Linked DNA regions of Homo sapiens: region 2 is linked to region 1. A link is an interaction called in ENCODE POLR2A ChIA-PET data of the cell type or tissue named here. Cell type or tissue: OCI-LY7. All regions are shown on one strand.

Evidence for each region. ChIA-PET counts read pairs that join two places held together with the same protein. Peaks named below come from ENCODE experiments on the same cell type or tissue, not always from the same donor. Only the 100,000 strongest peaks of a DNase experiment are listed, where the experiment ranks them.
Region 2: POLR2A ChIA-PET joins it to region 1 with 22 read pairs; 3 of 35 experiments call an interaction of 5 or more read pairs at or near these places.

What each region holds. Positions count from the first base shown.
Region 1 is chr19:15,475,293-15,483,292 of GRCh38, reverse strand. It overlaps PGLYRP2 (peptidoglycan recognition protein 2), which reads left to right and starts at 3,792. Exons shown (of 5, transcript NM_052890.4): 1 at 3,792-3,982; 2 at 6,685-7,755. The coding sequence starts at 3,922. In OCI-LY7, no CTCF peak of the experiment used is centred here; no DNase peak of the experiment used is centred here.
Region 2 is chr19:15,346,606-15,354,605 of GRCh38, reverse strand. AKAP8 (A-kinase anchoring protein 8) reads left to right here. Exons shown (of 14, transcript NM_005858.4): 14 at 1-1,221. The region is part of intron 3 of LOC124904643 (a long non-coding RNA gene); the gene reads right to left. Among named protein-coding and RNA genes, the nearest start is that of BRD4, 18 kb to the right of the region's middle. In OCI-LY7, no CTCF peak of the experiment used is centred here; no DNase peak of the experiment used is centred here.

The sequences.
Region 1 (8,000 bases):
CATGCCTGTAGTCCCAGCTACTCTGGAGGCTGAGGCGAGGGAATCACCTGAACCTGGGAAAAAAGAAGAGTTACTAAGAAAATCGTATGGAAGAGGAAGTATGTTTACTATTCATTAAGTAGAAGTGTGTCATCATAAAGGTCTTCATCTTCATCGTCTTCATGTTGAATAGGCTGAGGGGGAGGAAGGGAAGGGGTTGGTCTTGCTGTCTGAGGGGTGGCAGAGGTGGAAGAGGTGGAGGAGGTGGAAGGGGAGAGAGGAGAGGCAGACACACTCCATGTAACTTATTGGAAAAAATCCACGAGCCAGGTGCAGTGGCTCATGCCTGTAATCCCAGCACTTTGGGAGGCTGAGGTGGATGGATCACCTGAGGTCAGGAGTTCGAGATCAGCCTGCCCAACATGGTGAAACCCCATCTCTACTAAAAATACAAAAATTATCCGGGCATAGTGGCAGGTACCTGTAATCCCAGCTACTCAGGAGGCTGAGGCAGGAGAATCGCTTGAACCCAGGAGATGGAAGCTGCAGTGAGCTGAGATTACGCCACTGTACTCCAGCCTGGGGGACAGAATGAGACTCTGCCAGAAAGAAAGAGAAAAAGAGAAAGAAAGAGAAGAAAGAGAAAGAAAGAAAGAAAGAAAGAAAGAAAGAAAGAAAGAAAGAAAGAAAGAAAGAAAGAAGGAAGGAAGGAAGGAAGGAAGGAAGGAAGGAAGGAAGGAAGGAAGGAAGAAAGAAAGAAAGAAAGAAAGAAAGGAAGAAAGAAAGAAAGAAAAAAGAAAGAAAGGAGGGAGGGAGGAAGGGGGGAGGGAGGGAAGGAAGGAAGGAAGGAGAAGGGAAGAAAGGAGAAGGAAGAGAAGGAAGAAAATATGGAAGAGGAAGTATATTTACTATTCATTAAGTAGAGAATCATCATAAAGGTCTTCATCCTCACCGTCTTCATGTTGAGTAGGCTGAGGAGGAGGAAGAGGAGGGGTCTTGCTGTCTCAGGGGTGGCAGAGGTGGAAGAGGAGGAAGGGGAGAGGAGAGGCAGGCACAGTCCATGTAATTTTTATTGAAACAAATCCAGATATAAGTTGACCCTCACAGGTCAAACCCATGTTGTTCAAGGGTCAACTGTACTCCGTATGACACTCTAGTGGTGGACATATGTCATTATACATTTGTCCAAACCCATAGAATGTACACCACCAAGAGCAAACCCTAATGGAAATGATGAACTTTGGGTGATAATGATGTGTCAGTGAAGGTTCATCGATTGTAACAGATATACCATTCTGGTGCTGGATAGTGATAATACGAGAGTCTGTGCATGTGTCAAGGCAGGGAGTAGAACTCTCTGTAACTTCTGCTCAATTTTGTCACGAACCTAAAACTGCTCTAGGCCAGGCATGGTGGCTCACGCCTGTAATCCCAGCACTTTGGGAAGCTAAGGCAGGAGGATCCCTTGAGTCCAGGAGATGAGACCAGCCTGGCCAACATAGCGAGACCCTCATCTCTATAAAAAATTAAAAATAGAGGCCGATGCGGGTGGATCACCTGAGGTCAGGAGTTCAAGACCAGCCTGGCCAACATGGTGAAACTACATCTGTACTAAAAGTACAAAAATCAGCCGGGAGTGGTGACGGGGACCTGTAATCCCAGCTACTCGGGAGGCTGAGGCAGGAGAATAGCTTGAACCTGGGAGGCAGAGGCTGCAGTGAGCCAAGATTGTGCCACTACACTGCAGCCTAGGCAACAGAGCGAGACTCTGTCTCAAAAAAAAAAAAAAAAAAAAAAAAAGCCTGTAATCCCAGCACTTTGAGAGGCCAAGACAGGTGGATCACCCGAGGTTGGGAGTTTGAGACCAGCCTGGCCAACATGCTGAAATCCCGTCTCTACTAAAAATACAAAAATTAACTGGAAGTGGTGGACGGGCACCTGTAATCTCAGCTCCTTGGGAGGCTGAGGCAGGAGAATCACTTGAACCTGGGAAGCAGGGCTGCAGTAAGCCAAGATTGCACCACTACACTCCAGCCTGGGTGACAGAGGGAGACCCTGCCTCAAAAAATAATAATAATAAAATAAAAAATAAAGCTGGGTGCAGTGGCTCACGCCTGTAATCCTAGCATTTCGGGAGGCCGAGGCAGGAGGATTGCTTGAGGCCAAGAGTTTAAGACCAACCTGGCCAGCATATCAAGACTCCATCTTTAAAAATAATAATAATAATAAAACTGTTCTAAAAAAGTCTTAAAATTATTTATCGGCCGGGCATGGTGGCTCACGCTTGTAATCCCAGCAATTTGGTAGGCCAAGTTGGGTGGATCACCTGAGTCAGGGGTTCAAGACCAGCCTGGCCTACGTGGCAAAACCCCGTCTCTACTAAAAATACAAAAATTAGCCAGGCATGGTGGCGCATGCCTGTAACCTGAGCTACTTGGTAGGCTGAGGCAGGGAGGCAGGAGAATTGCTTGAATCTGGGAGGTGGAGGTTGTAGTGAGCTGAGATCGTGCCATTGCACTCCAGCCTGGGTGACAGAGCGAGACTCCGTCTCAAAAAAAAAAAAAGTTATTGATGACTTAGATTTTCAACACTGCCTTAAATTTTGCGGCAAAGAGGATGCCTCAACCTAGTCCCTGCCTCAGCCCACAACCTTCATATGGTTCTACCAGGCAAAGCTCCTATCCCCAAATCCTGGGAAACGAGCTTGGAGGAGGACATTGTCTCTTACTCCCATGGGAAGTGTCCCCCATTCACTCTATCACTTAGCACCCTACATCCTGAGCTTCCACTATGTGCCCAGCTTTTTTCTGGGAGGTCCCCAGAAAGAGGACACCTGAGGAGGCCCCAGGGGTGGCCCCCAGGGGAATCCCAGGCCTGGCTCAGGCTGGACATTCCCAGGCCTGCCCTGGCTGAGTCTCCAGCTGGTGGGTCTCCTGGAAACTCCCCGGGCTGGTTTTGAGGTGGGAGCCCCACAGGGAAGCAATTTACATACACAACAGCCCAGTCATGTCAACCTGCCCCATCTGATGCCAGAATAAAGGGGAGATGGGTCCATTCTGCAGGTCTCAGTCATGGGCACCCGGAGAAGAGGAAGGACATTTCACTGTCAGCCCAGGTGAGTCCAGAAGCCAGCTCCTGGAACAATGCCAGGGTCCTGAACACTCAAGCTCAACCCCTGCTCTCAGCTACTGCTGGTGGCTTGAAATCAAGGGCTGGAACTGGATGAGAGGTGACAGCCCCTGGTCCCCATGGGCTCAGAGCAGGCCTCAGCAAACACTGTCCTCGGCCCCTGCACCCATGCTCTGCCTGAGCCTGAAGTGTTGGTTGCAAAAAAAAGCAGGAGGCAGTGCCAACTTCAGGCCTCAGCAAACACTGTCCTCAGCCCCCGCACCGATGCTGTGCCTGAGCCTGAAGTGTTGGTTGCAAAAAAAAGCAGAAGGCAGTGCCAACTTCAGGCCTCTGCTTCTCTCCTCTCCCTCAACACAGCCGGTCTTACCAGTACAGCAGGCGGCAGCTGAGAGTCCCCTCTGGTGGCCAGCAGCGGCTACAGAGCCGTCACTATGGGGAGGGACAGGACTTGAGGGGTTGCCTCGGTCCACCTCACTGGAGAATGGGCAGAGTTTATGGAGTCTGAACCACCTGGTCTCCAGGCCCCTCTGGGGATGGGCCTGGCTTACTGACCACTGACCTCAGCCTAGGAGGGACAGAAGAGACTGGGGGAGACCAGGATGCCCAGATGACCTTGACCCAGGGTACGCTGCCCCATGTCCCTGCTGCCTCCCGCCCACAGCTCTACGAGAGGCAGGTCTGTCATTCGCCGCTGGACTTTGACAGTGGTCAAAGGCTCTGCTCAGTTCTCTGTGCCTGTCTCCCTCCAGCACTGCCGAGGTTCTCTGCCGAGGCCAACCAGAAATACCCCTTGGAAGCTGGAATCCTGCAACAATGGCCCAGGGTGTCCTCTGGATCCTACTCGGATTGCTACTGTGGTCAGACCCAGGGACAGGTGAGTCAGGGGGCAGAGTCCTGGGACCAAACCTCTTGGCTCTGCAGAAGGCGTACTGCTGTCCCATCTATGTCTTGCCCTGCATGGAGTGAGGCTGGAGACTCAAGCTCTCAAAGAAGCTCCAGCATGGGGACATAGATATTCCCAGCTCCACAGAGTCAAGGCAAGGATAAGGGAAGGAATCTGGGGCCTGGAGAGCAAAAGTAGGGAAGGCTTCTTGGAGGAGGAGACATAAGAGCTAGGCTAGGAAGAAAGAGAAATGATTTGGGGGAGAAGCCAGAAAGGGCATTTTTTGCAGAGAAGAGCAAAGCTACACAGGTTAGGTGGTGGACTGGAGAAGAACCTAGATTCTAGACCAGGAGAGTGTGTCGAGTAAGACTTCCTGGATTCAAATTCTACTACTGGCCAGGCCTGTAATCCCAGCACTTTGGGAGATCAAGGCGGGCAGATCACTTGAGATCAGGAGATCGAGACCAGCCTGGCCAACATGGTGAAACCCCATCTCTACTAAAAATACCAAAAATTAGCCAGGCGTGGTGGCAGGCACCTGTAATCCCAGCTACCCAGGAGGCTGAGGCCAGAAAATTGCTTGAACTCAGGAGGTTGCAGTGAGCTGAGCACTACTGCACTCCAGCCTGGATGATAGAGCAAGACTCCGTCTCAAAAAAAAAAAAAAAAAACAAAGGCAAATCCTGCCTCTGCCACTTCCTTCCTGTGTGACCTTAGGCAGGTAACTTAACCTCTCTGTGCTTCAGATGCCTCATCTGTAAAGGGACACCATCTTAGTCCCTTTGTGCTTCTATATAGGCCAGGGTACCTGAAACTGAGTAAATTTGTAAAGAAGAGAAATTTACTTTCTTGCAGTTCTGCAGGCTAGGAAGTCCCAAATGCCAGTGCTTTGATCTTGGACTTCCCAGCCTCTAGAACTATGAGAAATAAATGTCTGTTCTTTTTTTTTGTTTTTTAGACAGAGTCTGACTCTGTCGCCCAGGCTGGAGTGCAGCAGCATGATCTCAGCTCACTGCAACCTCCACCTCCCGGGTTCAACAGATCCTCCTGCCTCAGCCCCCCAAGTAGCTGGGATTACAGGTGCCCGCCACCGCACCCGGCTAACTTTTGTATTTTTAGTAGAAACGGGGTTTCACCATGTTGGCCAGGCTGGTCTCAAACTCCTGACCTCAAGTGATCCGCCTGCCTCGGCCTCCCAAAGTGCTGGGATTACAGGCATGTGCCAGCACACCTGGCCAAATTTCTGTTTTTCATAAATTACCCAACCTCAGAGATCTGTTATAGCAGCACCAATGTACTAAGACAGGGGCTAAAAGGACCTACCTCACAAGAGTTGTGAAGACTAACTGCGTTAAATTATTAATATATAAGTCACCTAGACTAGTAGCTAGCACATAGTAAATGTTTACTGAAAGTTAGCTATTATTTGATAACCCATCTCTGAACCAGCTCTGAGCCTAACTTAGCATTTCTAGGTTTGCAGTTCAGCCACTGACATTTCCCCAACATGGCACAAGCCCATCCTGCTCTTCCCCCTGCCTCCCAGGCTATTTTATTTTATTTTATTTTATTTTAATTTAATTTTATTTTATTTATTTTATTTTATGATGGAGTCTCACTCTGTCACCCAGGCTGGAATGCAGTGGGGGGTTCTTGGCTCACTGCAACCTCCACCTCCTGGGTTCAAGCAGTTCTCCTGCCTCAGCCTCCTGAGTAGCTGGGGTTACAGGTGTGTGCCACCATGCCCAGCTAATTTTTGTATTTTTAGTAGTGACGGAGTCTCGCCATGTTGATCCGGCTGGTCCTGAGCTCCCGACCTCAGGTGATCCACCCGCCTCTGCCTCCTAAAGTGCTGGGATTACAGGCGTGAGCCACTGCGTCTGGCATTTTTTTTTTTTTTTTTTTTTTTGAGACAAAGTCTCACTCTGTCACCCAGGCTGGAGTGCAGTGGCGCAATCTCGGCTCACTGCAACCTCCACCTCCCATGTTCAAGTGATTCTCCCGTCTCAGCCTCCCAAGTAGCTGGGATTACAGGCACACACCACCATGCCTGGCTAATTTTTGTATTTTTATTAGAGATGGGGTTTCACGGTGTTGGCCAGGCTGGCCTTGAACTCCTGATCTCAGGTGATCCACTCACCTCGGCCTCCGAAAGTGCTGGGATTACAGGCCTAAGCCACCACAGCCAGTCCCAGGCATCTTTCAAAATACCTTTCCCTCTAACATCCCCAATTTTTAACTTCAATTCATCACAAAAGACCATCCATCTCTCCCTCTCACGATCTGGGGACTCTTCCACTTTTGTCCACTGCAATGTCACTACCTACCTTCTGCCACCTTCATCTCTCACCTCCACACTGTCTCCCCTTTTCTATCCTGGCACCCCAAAAATCCATTTCCTTATGGCAGCCAAACAAATCTAAGCCTAAGAAAGGAGTCTTAGAATGCCAGGTTCGTCACACCTCTGTCCTGCTCATAAATCTGCCATGGCTCCCCAGTACTCACAGACAGTCTGAGCTCCTTAACCAACAGGCAATAGTCTGTGTACCTCACTTTCCTCATCTACACAAGGATAGTGTTGGGGGTCATGGGGTTATCAGATGGAGGGCTGGGAGCATTGGGTAGATGTGGAATCAATACAAGGAGGCTCAGGAATGGGTGGGGCTGGGCTAACACATTCTTTCCTCCTGCAGCCTCCCTGCCCCTGCTCATGGACTCTGTCATCCAGGCCCTGGCTGAGCTGGAGCAGAAAGTGCCAGCTGCCAAGACCAGACACACAGCTTCTGCGTGGCTGATGTCAGCTCCAAACTCTGGCCCCCACAATCGCCTCTACCACTTCCTGCTGGGGGCATGGAGCCTCAATGCTACAGAGTTGGATCCCTGCCCACTAAGCCCAGAGCTGTTAGGCCTGACCAAGGAGGTGGCCCGACATGACGTACGAGAAGGGAAGGAATATGGGGTGGTGCTGGCACCTGATGGCTCGACCGTGGCTGTGGAGCCTCTGCTGGCGGGGCTGGAGGCAGGGCTGCAAGGGCGCAGGGTCATAAATTTGCCCTTGGACAGCATGGCTGCCCCTTGGGAGACTGGAGATACCTTTCCAGATGTTGTGGCCATTGCTCCAGATGTAAGAGCCACCTCCTCCCCAGGACTCAGGGATGGCTCTCCAGATGTCACCACTGCAGATATTGGAGCCAACACTCCAGATGCTACAAAAGGCTGTCCAGATGTCCAAGCTTCCTTGCCAGATGCCAAAGCCAAGTCCCCACCGACCATGGTGGACAGCCTCCTGGCAGTCACCCTGGCTGGAAACCTGGGCCTGACCTTCCTCCGAGGTTCCCAGACCCAGAGCCATCCAGACCTGGGAACTGAGGGCTGCTGGGACCAGCTCTCTGCCCCTCGGACCTTTACGCTTTTGGACCCCAAGGCATCTCTGTTAACCATGGCCTTCCTCAATGGCGCCCTGGATGGGGTCATCCTTGGAGACTACCTGAGCCGGACTCCTGAGCCCCGGCCATCCCTCAGCCACTTGCTGAGCCAGTACTATGGGGCTGGGGTGGCCAGAGACCCAGGGTTCCGCAGCAACTTCCGACGGCAGAACGGTGCTGCTCTGACTTCAGCCTCCATCCTGGCCCAGCAGGTGTGGGGAACCCTTGTCCTTCTACAGAGGCTGGAGCCAGTACACCTCCAGCTTCAGTGCATGAGCCAAGAACAGCTGGCCCAGGTGGCTGCCAATGCTACCAAGGAATTCACTGAGGCCTTCCTGGGTGAGGAAGTTCCCCACACCCTGTGATCCTTCCCATTACAGACACAGACGCCCCCACCCCGTATATTCAGGGAAGTTGAGGACTAGGAGAGTCCAGAGGGGGCAATAAGGGATCTGGTCGGGGGTGGGTGGGACAGCTGCACAGGTGAGGAAATGCCAGAGTTGGGCCTTGAAGGATGAATAGGAGTTCATCTCATTTTGTTTTGCTTCATTATATTTATTTGCATTAATTTATGGGGTACAAGT
Region 2 (8,000 bases), 130 kb after region 1:
ACAGCCACTGATGGAATGCTTCCTTTTTTATTTTTTTCCTTAATTTTTTTTTTTATTTGGTTGGGAACAGCTGAATACTAGGAATATATCTTGCTCTATAGAGGATTTTTTTTTGTATGTTTCAAGCTTCAGCCTTTAACCTATACCTTTGTAGTGCACCATATGGTGTGTGACTTTCACAGGACTTCGCAGCACCTGGTTCACATGTGGCACTGACCGCGTCACATCCACGCACTCCCAAAGGCCAGAAGTATCTGACCGACCTACGCCACTGGAAACACACCCACCGCAACCTCAAGAACCAGACTGTGCAGAGGGCATTGCGTCCCAATCTTTAGTCCTTGCTGAATCAGTTCTCTAATATTTTACCTCATTTGTGTTCCACCTCTAGATTACTTCAGGTTTTTTTCCTTTAAAATTAGTTACTACCACTCAAATGTATTTACAAAGAGAATTTGGCCAGGCACGGTGATGCATACCTATAATCCCAGCACTTCGGGAGGCCGTGGTGAGAGGATAGCTTAAGCCCAGGAGTTCAAGACCAACCTGGACAACATAGCAAGACCCCATCTCTTAAAAAAAAAGGAAAGAAAACTTGATGTGATTGCCATAGGTGGAATAATCCAACATAAATTGCCATAGATAGAAGGTATCTGTAATATATATATATATATATAAAATGAAATATATGTTTCATTTTAGAGAAATAACTATTACTTTAGATCTTTCCAAATCTGAGAAAGGGAGGCTAGCATGTGTTCAAGGTTAGCACGCAACAGAATTTCCTAAAATCAGAAGAATTGGAAGATCCTCCCCTTTTGAAATGGCCCTGCTGTGTCAGTTTCCCTGTGGCCTTTTGAACTGTACATCTCACATGTTGGGAAACGCTGGCCACTGGGAAATCATTAGAAAGGAGGCTGTAGAATATTTGCCGAGCCTCTACTGTATACCAGGGGCTAACTCACCAAGCACATTCTAGGAATTGGGCCCTGCTCATGAGGAGCCTTAGTGGAGATTCCAGGTGAATATTTATGAAAAAGTCAACATTAGAACTGAAAATGGAAATAAACTGCTTGAAAAGACGATGGTGCCTCTGGGTCATTTCTGCTCAGCATCCGTTTGTGTTGTGTAGATGCGTCTTAATCGCAGGGTGAGCATGCCTTTTAAGCTTGTTCTCTTAAGGCAAAAATGTCGGTAGCATTAAACAGTAGTGCAGAAAAACATCACTAGTGGAACTGCTTTATTTCCTTAATTTTCTTTTTTTTTTCTTTTTTTTTTTTTTTTTGAGACAGTCTTACTCTGTTGCCCAGGCTGGAGTGCAGTGGCGTGATCTTGGCTTACTGCAACCTCTGCCTCCCAGGATTACAGGCATGAGCTACTGCACCTGGCTCTCCCCTACCCCACACCTTTTTTTTCTTCTTATAAAAATCCAAGACCCGGCCAGGCATGGTGGCTCACACCTGTATTCCTGGCACTTTAGGAGACCAACGCAGGTGGATCAGTAGAGGTCGGGAGTTCAAGACCAGCCTGGCCAACATGGCAAAACCCTGTCTATACCAAAAATACAAAAATTAGCTGGGTGTGGTGGCACACACCTGTAATCCCAGCTGCTGGGGAAGCTGAGGCAGAAGAATCGCTTGAACCAGGGAGGCAGAGGCTGCAGTGAGTCGAGGTTGCGCTACTGCACTCCAGCCTGGGCAACAGAGCAAGAATTTGTCTCAAAAAAATAAAATATCAGGCCAGGTGTGGTGGCTCATGCCTGTAATCCCAGGACTTTGGGAGGCCAAGGCGGGCAGATCACAAGGTCAGGAGATCGAGAGCATCTTGGCCAACGTGGTGAAACCCCATCTCTACTAAAAATACACAATTAGCCAGGCGTGGTGGCAGGTGCCTGTAGTCCCAGCTACTCTGGAGGCTGAGGCAGGAAAATCACTTGAACTCTGGAGGCAGAGGTTGCAGTGAGCTGATACTGCATCACTGCACTCCAGCCTGAGCGACGAGCAAAATTTCGTTTCAAAATATGTATATGTCAATCCAAGACCTGTCATTAAATTGGTCTGAATGTCAGTGAGGCTCTTCCACCTTCCACCTCTTGGTGAAACTACATAATTCTGTTGTTGTTGTTGTTGGTTTTACAGGCAGGATCTCACTGTTGCCCAGGCTGGAGTGCGGTGGCACCACAGCAGCTCACTGCGGCCTCCAAATCCTGGTTTCAAGTGATCCTCCCACTTCAGCCTCTTGATTAGCTGGGACTACAGGAGTGCACCACTATGCCCAGCTAATTTTTAAAAGCCTTGTAGCCAGGCATGGTGGCTCATGCCTGTAGTCCCAGCACTTTGGGAGGCCAAGGCAGGTGGATGGTCTGAGGTCAGGAGTTCAAGACCAGCCTGGCCAGCATGGTGAAACCCCGTCTCTACTAAAAATATAAAAATTAGCTAGGCATGGTGGCAGATGCCTGTAATCCCAGCTACTCGGGAAGCTGAGGCAGGAGAATCGCTTGAACCTGGGAGGTGGAGGTTGAAGTGAGCTGAGATCACGCCACTGCACTCCAGCCTGAGCCAACAGAGCGAGATTCCATCTGGAAAAAAAAGTCTTGTAAGCCGGGCGTTGTGGCTCATGCCTGTAATCCCAGCACTTTGGGAGGCTGAGGCGGGTGGATCACCTGATGTCAGGAGTTAGAGACCAGCCTAGCCAACATGGTGAAACCCCGTCTCTACTAAAAATACAAAAAATTAGCCAGGTGTGGTGGCAGGTGCCTGTAATCCCAGCTACTCAGAAGGCTGAGGCAGGAGAATTTCTTGAACCCAGGAGGCGGAGGTTGCAGTGAGCCGAGGTCATGCCATTGCACTCCATCCTGGGCAACAAGAGTGAGACTCCATCTCAAAAAAAAAAAATTACTTCTATGTTTTATTCCAATAATTTAATAATGTTAGCTCATATTTAGGTCTGTAGTTCATTTTAATTTTTGTTTGTTTTGTTTTGTTTTGTTTTGAGACGGAGTCTGGCTCTGTCGCCCAGGCTGGAGTGCAGTGGCGCGATCTCAGCTCACTGCAAGCTCAGCCTCCCGGGTTCACACCATTCTCCTGCCTCAGCCTCCCGAGTAGCTGGGACTACTGGCGCCCGCCACCACGCCCAGCTAATTTTTTTGTATTTTTTAGTAGAGACGGAGTTTCGCCTTGTTAGCCAGGATGGTCTTGATCTCCTGACCTCGTGATCCGCCTGCCTCGGCCTCCCCAAAGTGCTGGGATTACAAGCGTGAGCCACCGCGCCCGGCCAATTTTTTTTTTTTTTTTTTTTTTTTGAGATGGAATCTCATTCTCTTGTCCAGGCTGGAGTGCAGTGGCGCAGTCTCAGCTCACTGCAGCCTCTGCCTCCTCAGTTCAAGTGATTCTCACGCCTTAGCCTCCCGAGTAGCTGGGATTACAAAATTGTGCCACCACGCCTGGCTACTTTTTGTATTTTTAGTAGAGACAGGGTTTCATCATGTTGGCCAAGTTGGTCTCGAACTCCTGATGTCAAGTGATCCTCCTGCCTCGGCCTTCCAAAGTGCTGGGATTATAGGCGTGAGCCACTGCCTCTGGCCAAGTTAATTTTTATATACGTGTAAGGTAAGGGTCCAACTTCACTCCATGTGGCTTATCGCGTTGTCTCAACAGTATTTGTTGAAGAGACTGTTCTTTCCCCCAATGAATGGTCTTGATACCCTTGTCAAAAGTTAGTTGACCATATAACTACATGGTTTACTTCTGGACTGTCAGCTCTATTCTATTCTACGTATCTATCCTTATGTCACTGTGCTTTGAAGTAAGATTTAAAGTCAGGCAGCGGTTCATGCCCATAATCCCAACACTTTGGGAGGCTGAGGCAGGCAGATCAGGTAAGGCCAGGAGTTAGAGACCAGCCTGGCCAACATGGTGAAACTTCATCTCTACTAAAAATATAAAAATCACCTGGACAGGCCAGGAGCGGTAGCTCACGCCTGTAATCCCATTTACTTTGGGAGGGCGAGATGGGTGGATCACCTGAGGTCAGGAGTTCGAGACCAGCCTGGCCAACATGGTGAAACCCTGTCTCTACTAAAAATACAAAAAATTAGCTGGGCATGTGGTGCGCACCTGTAATCGCAGCTACTCTAGAGGCTGAAGCAGGAGAATCGCTTGGACCCAGGAGGGAGGCAGAGGTTGCAGTGAGCCGAGATCATGCCATTGCACTCCAGCCTGGGCAACAAGAGTGAAACTCTGTCTCAACAACAACAACAAAAAAAATTAGCTGGACATGGTGACATGCACCTGTAATCCCAGCTACTTGGGAGGCTGAGGTGGGAGGATCGTTTGAGCCTAGGAGGTGGAGGGTGCAGTGAGCTGATACCGTGCCACCTGTAATCCACCCAGCCTGGGCAACAAAGTGACGACACTCTGCCTCAAAAATTAAATTAAAATAATAAATAACTCAAAGTCGGCCAGGCACAGTGGCTCATGCCAGTAATCCCAGCACTTTGCGAGGCCGAGGCAGGTGGATCACCTGAGCTCAGGAGTTGGGGACCAGCATGGGCAACATGGTGAAACCTCTTCTCTACCAAAAATACAAAAAATTAGCTGGGCATGGTGGTGGGCACCTGAAGTTCCAGTTAGTGGAGACACTGAGGTGAGAGTATCACCTGAGCCTGGGAGGTAGAGGTTGCAGTGAACTGAGATCATGCCACTGCACTCTAGCCTGAGTGACAGAGACTGTGTTCAAGAAAAATAAATAGGCTGGGCATGGTGGCTCACGCCTGTAATCCCAGCACTTTGGGAGGCCAAGGCGGGTGGATCATGAGATCAGGAGTTCAAGACCTGCCTGGCCAAGATGGTGACACCCCGTCTCTACTAAAAATACAAAAAAATTAGCTGGGCATGGTGGTAGGCACCTGTAATCCCAGTTATTTGGGAGGCTGAGGCAGAGAATTGCTTGAACTGGGAGGCAGAGGTTCCAGTGAGCTGAGATCGTGCCACTGCACTTTAGCCTGGGTGACAGAGCCAGACTCCATCTCAAATAAATAAATAAATAAAATAGATGAATAAATACAAGCTCAGGTGCAGTGGCTCACGCCTGTAATCCCAACACTTTGAGAGGTCAAGGCAGGTGGATCCCCTGAGGTCAGGAGTTTGAGATCAGCCTGGCCAACACCCAACATGGCGAAACCCTATCTCTACTAAAAATATAAAAATTAGCCAGGTGTGGTGGCGCATGCATATAATCCCGGCTACTTGGGAGGCTGAGGCAGAACAATCACTTGAACCTGGGAGGCGGAGGTTGTACTGAGCTGAGCTTGCACCACTGCACTCCAGCCTGGGCGACAGAGTGAGACTCCATCTCAATAACAATAAAAACATGAATAAATAAAATAAATAAGGAACTGTGACTCCTCCGACTTTGTTCCTCTTTTTCAAGATTGTTTTGGTTATTCTGTGTCCCTGTTTTTTGTTTTTTGTTTTTTTTGAGACGGAGTCTCTCTCTGTTGCCCAAGCTGGAGTGCAGTGACGTGATCTCGGCTCACTGCAAGCTCCGCCTCCCAGGTTCACGCCATTCTCCTTCCTCAGTCTCCCGAATAGCTGGGACTACAGGTGCCTGCCACCACACCCCACTAATTTTTTGTATTTTTAGTAGAGACGGGGTTTCACTGTGTTAGTGAGGATGGTCTCGATCTCCTGGCCTCGTGGTCCACCCGCCTTGGCCTCCCAAAGTGCTTGGATTACAGGTGTGAGCCACCGCACCAGGCCTTTTTTTTTTTTTTTTTTGAGACAGAGTCTCGCTCTGTCAACAATGCGGAGTGCAGTGGCGCGATCTCAGCTCACTGCAACCTCCACCTCCCACGTTCAAGCGATTCCCCTGCCTCAACCCCCAGAGTAGCTGGGATTACAGGCACGTGCTACCACAACCAGCTAATTTTTGTTATTTTTAGTAGAGATGGCGTTTTGCCATATTGGTCAGGCAGGTTTTGAACTCCTGACCTCAGGTGATCCGCCCACCTCGGCCTCCCAAAGTGCTTGGATTACAGGCGTGAGCCACTGCACCTGGCCCCAGCCCTTGAGTTTTTATATGGACTTTAGGGTCATCTTGTCAAACCCAGCTGGTACTCTGACAGAGATATCAGACAGGAAATCTACAGATCAACTGAGGTAATATTGCCTTTTTTTTTTTTTTTTTTTGAGACGGAGTCGCGCTGTCACCAGGCTGGAGTGCAGTGGTGCGATCTCAGCTCGCTGCAACCTTGGCCTCCCAGGTTCAAGCCATTCTCCTGCCTCCGTCTCCTGAGTAGCTGGGACTACAGGCGTGTGCCACTGTACCCACCCAGCTGATTTTTGTATTTTTAGTAGAGATGGGGTTTCGCCATGTTGGCAAGGATGGTCTCGATCTCTTGACCCTGTGATCCACCCGCTTCAGCCTCCCAAAGTCCTGGAATTACAGGCGTGAGCCACCGTGCCCAGGCTTGGACCTCTTTTGTTCCTAAGTATTTTTTATATGTTTGATGCTATTGTAAAATGAAGTTTTAACATTTCTTTCGTTTGTTTTTTTTTTGAGACAGAATCTTGCCCTGTCGCCAGGCTGGAGTGCAATGGTGCAATCTGGGCTCACTGCAACCTCCGCCTCCCGGGTTCAAACGATACTCCTGCCTCAGCCTCCAAAGTAGCTGGGACTACAGGCGCACGCCCAGCAAATTTTTCTATTTTTAATAGAGACAGGGTTTCACCATGTTGGCCAGATGGTCTCGATCTCTTCACCTCATGATCTGCCCTCAGCCTCCCAAAGTGCTGGGATTTCGGGGGTGAGCCACCGTGCCCGGACTAAAAAAATTTTTTTTTTGAGACAGAGTCTTGCTCTGCAGCCCAGGTTGGAGTGCAGTGCCAGCATAATCTTGGTTCACTGCAACCTCTGCCTCCTGGGTCCCAGTTAAGCAATTCTTCGCCTTAGCCTCCCGAGTAGCTGAGATTACAGGCGCACACCACCATGCCCAGCTAACTTTTGTATTTTTAGTAGAGACGGGGTTTCACCATGTTGGCCAGGCTGGTCTTGAACTCTTGACCTCGTGATCCACCCACCCCGGCCTCCCAAAGTGGTAGGATTACAGGTGTGAGCTACCATAAATTTTTTTTTTTTTTTGAGACGCAGCCTCATTCTGTTGCCCAGGCTGGAGTGCAATGGTGTGATCTTGGCTCACTGTAACCTCAGCCTCCCGGGTTCAAGCGATTCTCCTGCCTCAACGTCTGAGTAGCTGGGATTACTGGTGCATGCCACCACACCCAGCTAATTTTTGTATTTTTAGTAGTGACAGGGTTTCACCATGTTGGCCAGGCTGGTCTTAAACTCCTGATACCAAGTGATCAGCCCGCCTCGGCTTCCCAAAGTGCTGGGATTACAGGTGAAAGCCACTGAACCCAGCCTATTTAAAACATTTTTAATTAAAAATTTTGGGCCGGGTGCGGTGGCTCACGCCTGTAATCCCAGCACTTTGGGAGGCTGAGGCGGGCGGATCACGAGGTCAGGAGATCATAGACCATCCTGGCTAACACGGTGAAACCCCGTCTCTACTAAAAATACAAAAAAATTAGCCGGGCGTGGTGGCGGGTGCCTGTAGTCCCAGCTACTTGAGAGGCTGAGGCAGGAGAATGGCGTGAACCCGGGAGGCAGAGCTTGCAGTGAGCCGAGATCGCGCCACTGCACTACAGCCTGGGCGACAGAGTGAGACTCCGTCTCAAAAAAAAAATTTTTTGTTTGTACTCAGGGGGTCTGCCTGATAATTTTTTTGTTGTTGTTGTTGAGACAAAGTCTCACTCTTGTCGCCCAGGCTGCAGTGCAATGGCACAATCTCGGCTCACTGCAACCTCCGCTTCCCGGGTACAAGTGATTCTCCTGTCTCAGCCTGCTGAGTAGCTGGGATTACAGGCACCTGCCACCACGCCTGGCTAATTTTTTTATTTTCAGTAGAGACAGAGGTTCACCATGTTGGCCAGGATGGTCTC